2 separate regions of the Homo sapiens genome follow, and region 2 is linked to region 1. Evidence: chromatin contacts called from ENCODE POLR2A ChIA-PET data. All regions are on one chromosome and are shown on one strand. The core of a region is the stretch at or near the end of the contact, and the rest is flanking DNA. Distances in the headings are between cores, read along the strand shown.

Region 1 (4,043 bases), core at 1,366-3,865:
AATAAAATAAAATTAGCTGGTCATGGTGGTGCACACCCGTGGTACCAACTACTTGGAAGGGTGAGGTGGAGGATCACTTGAGCCTGGAGTTCGAGGCTGCAGTGAGCCATGATTGTGCCCTGGCACTCCAGCCTGGGTAACAGAGCAAGACCCTGTCTCAAAAAGACTGACAGAAGGGCACAGTAGCTCACGGCTGTAATCCCAACACTTTGGGAGGCCGAGGCGGGCAGATCACCTGAGGTCGGGAGTTCGAGACCAGCCTGACCAATATGGAGAAACCCCGTCTCTACTAAAAATACAAAATTAGCCACGTGTGGTGGCACATGCCTGTAATCCCAGCTACACAAGAGGCTGAGGCAAGAGAATGACTTGAACCTGGGAGGCGGAGGTTGTGGTGAGCCAAGATCGCGCCATTGCACTCCAGCCTGGGCAAAAGAGCGAAGCTCCATCTCAAAAAAAAAAAAAAAAAAAAAAAGACTGACAGAACAGATTATCTTTATGATAATAAGATACAAATTATAAACAGGATCTAAGGCCATGCCAGGCAAGTGTTAAGCCATGCACTCCTACACTTAAAGAATAACCTATGTCCTAACCACCACAAGGTTTTTCTTTTTCTCTAGCAGCTAAATAAGCACTGGCCTTGAGATAAACAATGTTGAAGCAGTTGCAGCTTACAACCACCACATGCTGACCAACTGACTTTGTTCCATAAGCCATAACTACAGCTCTGATTGGACAAGAGATTGATTTCAGTAACTTTCTCCTGATAAGAAGACCACTGACCAAGGACTGGGTCTAGCCAGTTTACGTAGACTGCGTGCTTAAAAGTCCTTTTGTGTCCTGAAAAGACCTCTGATGAATAGGGCCTAACCGTAATACATTTAAATGTTGAGTCTCCACCCCAAGGTGAACATAGTTCATAAGTAACATGCATGTTTATTCAACATGCATGCACCAGGACCACCTTCATGAATATTCATAGCTCCTCCTCTAGCCTGTTAAATATGTATGTTTAGCCAACTCCTTCAGCATAAAGCTCCTACCCCAGCCCCTCCTCCTTTGAAATGCCTGTTTCCAGGTCTCTACTGGAGGCTGCGTTTCCCAGCCTCTGGGATGGCCACCTTGCAGGCTGTAACACTTTACAAGAAATAAAGTCTCCACTTCTAAATTTATAAATCTTGTGATTTTTTTTAAGTTAACAGTAATAAGCCCGTTTAACCATTCCTGAATTTATGCTAATGAGGTAACTCTTAGAGGATAGGGGTTAGTTGCCAGAGGAACCAACCCTGGATAGAATGTTCAGTCCCACACCTTGAACTCCAGGGAAGGGAGAGGATCTTAGTCACCAATGGCCACTGACTTAATTAATCATGCCTACATAATAGAACCTCCATAAAATCCCTAACCGACAAGGTTTGGAGAGGTTCTGGGTTGGTGAACACACTGAGGTGCTAGAAGGGTGGCACCTCTAGCAAGGGCCTGGAACCCTCATACAGCCCATCCATTCCTATACCTTGCCCAATGTATCTCTTTCTTTGTTTTTGTTTTTGTTTTTTTTTTTTGAGACAGTCTCACTGTGTTGCCCAGGCTGGTCTCAAACTCCTGGACTCAAGCAATCCACCTACTACCACTTCTCAAAGTGCTGGAATTACAAACGTGAGCCACTGTGCCTGGCCCCAATCCATCTCTTTCATTTGGCTCTTCCTGAATTGTATTCTTTATAATAAACGGGTAATTGCAAGTAAAGTGCTTTCCTGAGTTCCTCGAGCCATCCAGCAAATTATCAAGCCCCAGGAGGGAGTCATGGGAGCCCCTGATTTATAGCCAGTGGGTCAGAAGTACAAGTCACAACTTGGAATTTGAGACTGACTTCTGAACTGGGATAGTCTTGTGAGACTGAACCCTTAACCTGTGTGGTCTGTGCTAATTCTGGGTAGTTACTGTCATAATTGTAGTACACCCGACTGGGATCTAGAGAGCTGGAGAATTGCTTACTGTGAGGGAAAACTCCACACATTTGGTGTCAGAAGTTTCATGAGTGTACAGGAAAACAGTTTTTTTCTTCTTCTTTTTTTTTTTTTTTTGAGACAGAGTTTCACTCTTTTGCCCAGGCTGGAGTGAAGTGGTGCCACCTAGGCTTACTGCAACCTCCGCCGCCCCCCAGGTTCAAGCGAGTCTCCTGCCTCACCCTGCCTAGTAGCTGGGATTATAGGCGACTGCCACCACACCCGGCTAATTTTTTGTATTTTTTGTAGAGACGGAGGTTTCGCCACGTTGGCCAGGCTGGTCTCAAACTCCCGACCTCAGGTGATCCACCCACCTTGGCCTCCCAAAGTGCTAGTATTACAGGCGTGAGCCACTGCGCCCCGCTGGAAAACAGGTTTTTTTCTTTTACTCCCTCACCCCCAATACCAGCCTCCCTTGTGGTATAGAGTCAGTGAAAACCCCATGGGGAGCATAATGTACTCTTACGCTTTCCAGCCAGGGAGCTATCACTGGAGGCCTAGTGGGGAGCGAGTACTCCCACCCTCACCTTGTAGTAACAAGGAGCCACTCCTAGGTTGTCAACAGAGGCCAAATGAGGAACCTGGACATCTGCCCCCATCTGGCAGTAACAAGGTAGTGCTCCTCTTTCCTTGCTGGTGTTAGAGGAGGCCAGCTAAAACAGAAGTTTAAGTAAGATCCAGCTGGGTGCAGTGGCCGGGTGGGGTGAGTCACACCTGTAATCGCAGCACTTTGGGAGGCTGAGGCGCTGCAGATCACCTGAGGTCAGGAGTTCAAGACCAGCCTGGCCAACATGGTGAAACCCCATCTCTACAAAAAATACAAAAAATTAGCTGGGCATGGTGGTGTGCACCTGTAGTCGTAGCTACTCCAGAGGCTGCGGCGGGAGAATCACATGAACCCAGGAGGCAGAGGTTGCAGTGAGCCGAGATCATGCCACTGCACTCCAGCCTGGGCGACAGAGTGAGACTCTGTCTCAAAAAAAAAAAAAAAAAGAGAAAAAGAAAAAAGCCAGGTGTGGTGGTACAGGTTTGTGATCCCAGCTATTTGGGAGGCTAAGGCATGAGCATGAGGATCACTTGACCCCAGGAGGCAGAGGTTGAAGTGAGCCGAGATGGTGACACAGTGAGACTCCATCTCAATAAATAAATAAGGTTCATTGCTTAACAATGGGGAATCTTAATTAAAAATTAAAATTAGGCCGGGTGGGATGGCTCACACCTACAATCCCAGCAGTTTGGGAGGCCAAGTCGGGTGGATCACTTGAGGTCAGGTGGTCGAGACCAGCCTGGCCAACATGGTGAAACCCTATCTCTGCTAAAAATATAAAAATTAGTTGGGTGTGGTGGCATGCACCTGTAATCCCAGCTACTTGGGAGGCTGAGGCAGGATAATAGCTTGAACTCGGGAGTCAGAGGTTTAGTGAGCCGAGATCCTGCCACTGCACTCCAGCCTGGGCAACAGAGGGAGATTCCATCTCAAAATAAATAAATAAATTAATTAATTAAATTAAAAATAAATAACATCCAGAGTCTTATAACATAATACTCAGAATATTCAGGTCACCACCAAAAATCACTCATTATAACAATATATCAAATTGAATGAAAAAAGACAATAAATGTCAGCATCAAGATGAAAAAGATGTTAGAATAATATGACAAAGTTTTTACTGCAGCCAGCATAAAAAATGCTTTAATTAGCAATTATGAACACACTTGAAACAATTAAAAAATAGTCTCAGCAAAGAAATAGAAAGTCTCAGCAGAGATAAAGAAGATATAAAGAAGGGCTGGGCACAGTGACTCACACCTGTAATCCCAGCACTTTGGGAGGCCGAGGCAGGAGGATCATTTGAGGCAAGGAGTTTGAGACCAGCCGAGACAACATAGTGAGACCCGCATCTCCACAATTTTTTTTTAATTTTTAAATTCTTCTTGAGACAGAGTCTTGCTCTGTTGCCCAGGCTGGAGTGCAGTGGCATAATCTCGGCTCACTGCAGCCTCCACCTCCTGGGTTCAAGCAATTCTCCTGCC
Region 2 (3,785 bases), core at 948-3,447, 1.4 Mb before region 1:
TGTTACTTTGCAAAAATTATGCACTATTGTGTTCATTCCTCCAACCATGCGTATCTGCTTCACTAATATCAAATTAAAGTCCTGCTGCTCTGTTTCTACGCCTTTTTGCACACAAGGTAATTTTTCATTTTAATGTCAAATCATAGTATAATTTTTTGAGGATCTTCTAAACGCAATTAAATTCAACACCTATACCATCAACAATGCATCCAATTCAATTGACATGATGACAGTGTGAACTGCCATGATATTATTAACGACTGTATCTCCACAGAGCCTGACCAACACCATGAGCTGATCCCCAGAGATGTTAGGATGTGACAGATGTGCATTCTGGAATCAATTAAATAGGGCTCCCACACTGTAACCCTGTGCTCTTGTCTTAATGTCTGGCTGACCCGTGGTCATAACTAAAATGAAGAGGAAAATAATTCCAACTAAGAATAGGATAATGATGAATCAAATAGTCCTTTCACTTCCTGCAATGTTCTGACTCCTTTCCGTTACGTGTCTTAAAGTGAGGGACTCAGAGCTATCTTTCTTACCTACTCACCAACAGTATGTCATGTTAGTTTGCTGTGATCTTAATGACAATATCCTGCTACATCTCTTTTTCCTCCCTCAATCTGTCTCTTTTTCTCCGCTAATAACATGGAAGGGGAACCAACTCTTATTTCATCTAGCTACACTAATACTACAACTTTGAGTTTACAAATTTCCTTCCTCTCATTTTTTAATCACAATTCCCCATAATAACTTTATTGAGTAGTAGAGAGGGGGAGAGACTATGAATTTGTGGATGATGTAACTGGGACAAAAAAGAGTTGGTAGGAAAACCAATATTAGCACTTAGCCTCCCAAACTTGAGTATCTTGTTCTCTGTTGTTCTGTTTTGTTTTGTTTTTTTGAGAAGGAGTCTCGCTCTGTTGCCCAGGCTGGAGTGCAGTGGCTGATTTCGGCTCACTGCAAGCTCCGCCTCCCGGGTTCATGGCATTCTCCTGCCTCAGCCTCTGGAGTAGATGGGACTACAGGCACCCGCCACCACGCCTGGCTAATCTTTTTGTATTTTTAGTAGAGACGGGGTTTCACTGCATTAGCCAGGATGGTCAATCTCCTGACCTCGTGATCCGCCCACCTTGGCCTCCCAAAGTGCTGGGATAATAGGCATGAGCCACTGCGCCAGGCCTGTTCTCTGATTTTAAGACCCCTTTGGGAAGAGCCATCCCACAAACAGAAGAAACTGTTAATGAGATCCCCAAAAGAATCTCTCATCACAAGCTAACCTTCTGGATGGGAGGAATGTATGTGGATTCCTAAAAGTTGAAGGCTGCTTCTATATGTTCAGTTTAGTAAGTACTCCTATAAAGACAGTACACAAGGCTTGCCAGGCAGGGTACTGTCGGGTATTCCGGGAGGAAAGTCATTGCTCCAGCCTCCTCTGCCTCATAATCTAGAGCCGTTCTCAATTCCGGGATGGGGGAAGAGGCAGGGAGGGGGCACTTCATCTTGTGAATCAGCTTACATTTACAGGCCCCAGAAAATTGTTCCAGATCCCTCCCTGAAAACACACACACACATGCAGGATATTGCAAGTCATTTCTTGGGATTGATACAGCTCCTGGACATTAGAGGAGTAGCTCACGTCTGTACCCCATAACATTGAGCCACGAAACTCACACAGATGAGCTTTTTCTCATGGTTAGTCCCACCCAAGTACAAAGAGACCAAGCCAGTCAAATAGTTTCAGGAGGAAGCAATAGCCTCCCTTGGTGTTCAGGTTTTCTTGATTAACATCTGTCAAAGAAATTCCTTGATCCTTCCTTCAGACCTGGTGTTTTGTGAGGCCTTCTTTCCTGGCAGGGTTGATGGTGAATATCCTCCAGAATGCACAGCAGGCCAGGGCACTTTTGAATAATCCACGGCCCTCCCTGAGGGGCCCGCCCATGATACCTCCTGCTCCCTGCATACCCCACCCTGTGCTCCACTTGTCTCTTCACAGCCCCTGGCCAAGATGCTGGAGCCTCAGATTGCCTTCTGAGCCCTCAGAAAGCAGTGCTCCTCTTAAAGAGGTCAGGGGACCCCACTCTGCCAGAAAAATCTCTGGCCAGGGCTATGGCTGCAGAGTTTCTGGCATCTGTGAGTTGGCGAGTGGTCAGGGAGTTTCCAGTCTTTTACAACTCTCGAAAAGCAACCTGATTTTTCATTTGAAGTCAGGATGTTGAAGTGTCCCTGAATCGCTGGGGACTGACATCTGGGATCGGAGCCTTGTCTTGCTGGAGCCAGAGTCTCCGTATCACTTAAGGACACAGAAATCCTGGTTTCTTTCCCACATTAACTTGTGAATACAAATATGAAGCTTTTTATAAGATTCCCCACATCCTGTCTTAGAAAAGGAGACAGAGTTCCAGTTCTAGAGCCACAAAGGATCTGTTGAAACTCTGGCATTGCAGCCACTTTCTTGTTTATTATTCTTCTTCTCTGGATGTCAGTGTTTCAAGGCCCTGCAGGGGAAGCTCAGATGTGGCCTCACTTAAATTATTACTACTATGAATTATAATATATAGTGCTTTTTAGTTAAAAGAGTTTTTACTGTTATTATTATTTTAACCTAATCTTCATCTGACCTCCCCAGTAATTCCATAGTGTATCAGCTGCGGTCCCAGCATGGATCAGATGGCCATTCAAAGAGTTTAATTGAAAATTGTTTAAAGAAGGGACTATTTACAGAGATGGATCAGTCAGAGTCCAATCAGGAAAACAAAAACTGTGCTGATTATTTTAATAAGGTGAATTAAATATAAAGAAAGGATTGGAGATCTTTATATGAAGTATCTAAAGTAGTCAATTCGTAGAGACAGAGAGTAGAATGGTGGTCATCAGGGGCTGGGGGACGGGCAATGGGGATCTGTTTCAAGGGCAGAGAGGTTCGGTTTTGTAAGATGAAAAAGTTCTGGAGATTAGATGCAAAACAATGTGAAGCTACTTAACACCACTGAACTGTGCACTTAAAAAGGTTAGGATGGTAACATTTATGTGTTTTTCACAATAAAAAGAAAAAAAGAAAGGGGTTGGAGATCTGAATATGTGAAAGGAATCATAAAAGTAACACAGAAAAGCAACTGTGAAGGACAGGCTAGCACCACTCGGGCCAGGAAACAAAGGGAAGAGCTTAGTGTTGTCACCCAGAAGCTCGGAGCAGGGCAGCAGATGTGGGTCTGAGGCCTCTGAAGAGGGGCTGCCCGGTTATTACAGGTCCTTGAGAGCAAGCACAAGGACGGCCCTGAGAGTGCCAGAAAAACACGGGAGGCTGCATCCCAAGGCTGCTGTAGGAAGGATGGCTGCTGAGGATAGTCTAAGGGGAAGCACAAGCAAAAGGAGGAATGGGTCCCTGCTCCTCCCTCCAGTCTTGCAGGCTCCCCACAGCACCCTATATTGGCAGAACCGACAGAGAGCTGCTGACAAAGAGGGATGTCTTTTGGAACATCACAGCCCAGTACCAAAAAGCAGGGCATAAAAAAGGGTGGTGAGGAGCTGAGCAATATCAGCTTAGTAATGGGCAGGGTAAAGGGAATGGTAAAACAATCAGCAACCAGGAACAGCAGGAAGCAATTATTGCCCCTAAGTCTAAGGGGCAAGAAGAAGGGATGATGTTATGGGAACCTTGTCAGGGCCATTAGGGACATGGCTGTGGGAGAGGGGCTGCCCAGCAGGATCTGTGGCCATCTGCTTAAACCCCAGCCAAGCAAGGAGGGAAGGGGGCAGAGATGGGGGAAGAAACCCCCTGA

What was found. ChIA-PET counts read pairs that join two places held with the same protein, here RNA polymerase II (POLR2A).
Region 2: POLR2A ChIA-PET joins it to region 1 with 10 read pairs in activated CD4-positive, alpha-beta T cell. The contact joins two enhancer-like sites. POLR2A ChIA-PET finds 5 or more read pairs at or near these places in 2 of 52 experiments (H1 and activated CD4-positive, alpha-beta T cell).

Annotation. Positions count from the first base shown.
Region 1 is chr14:49,878,468-49,882,510 of GRCh38, reverse strand. No RefSeq gene overlaps it. Among named protein-coding and RNA genes, the nearest start is that of ARF6, 13 kb to the left of the region's middle. RefSeq lists a silencer at 2,482-2,541. Within about 2 kb of position 2,615, at least 10 of the 41 ENCODE cell types and tissues checked have a DNase peak (open chromatin) inside an H3K27ac peak, as active enhancers do.
Region 2 is chr14:51,291,868-51,295,652 of GRCh38, reverse strand. It overlaps LOC124903315 (a long non-coding RNA gene), which reads right to left. Exons shown (of 2, transcript XR_007064164.1): 2 at 1-2,501. Among named protein-coding and RNA genes, the nearest start is that of LINC00519, 35 kb to the left of the region's middle. Within about 2 kb of position 2,197, at least 11 of the 41 ENCODE cell types and tissues checked have a DNase peak (open chromatin) inside an H3K27ac peak, as active enhancers do.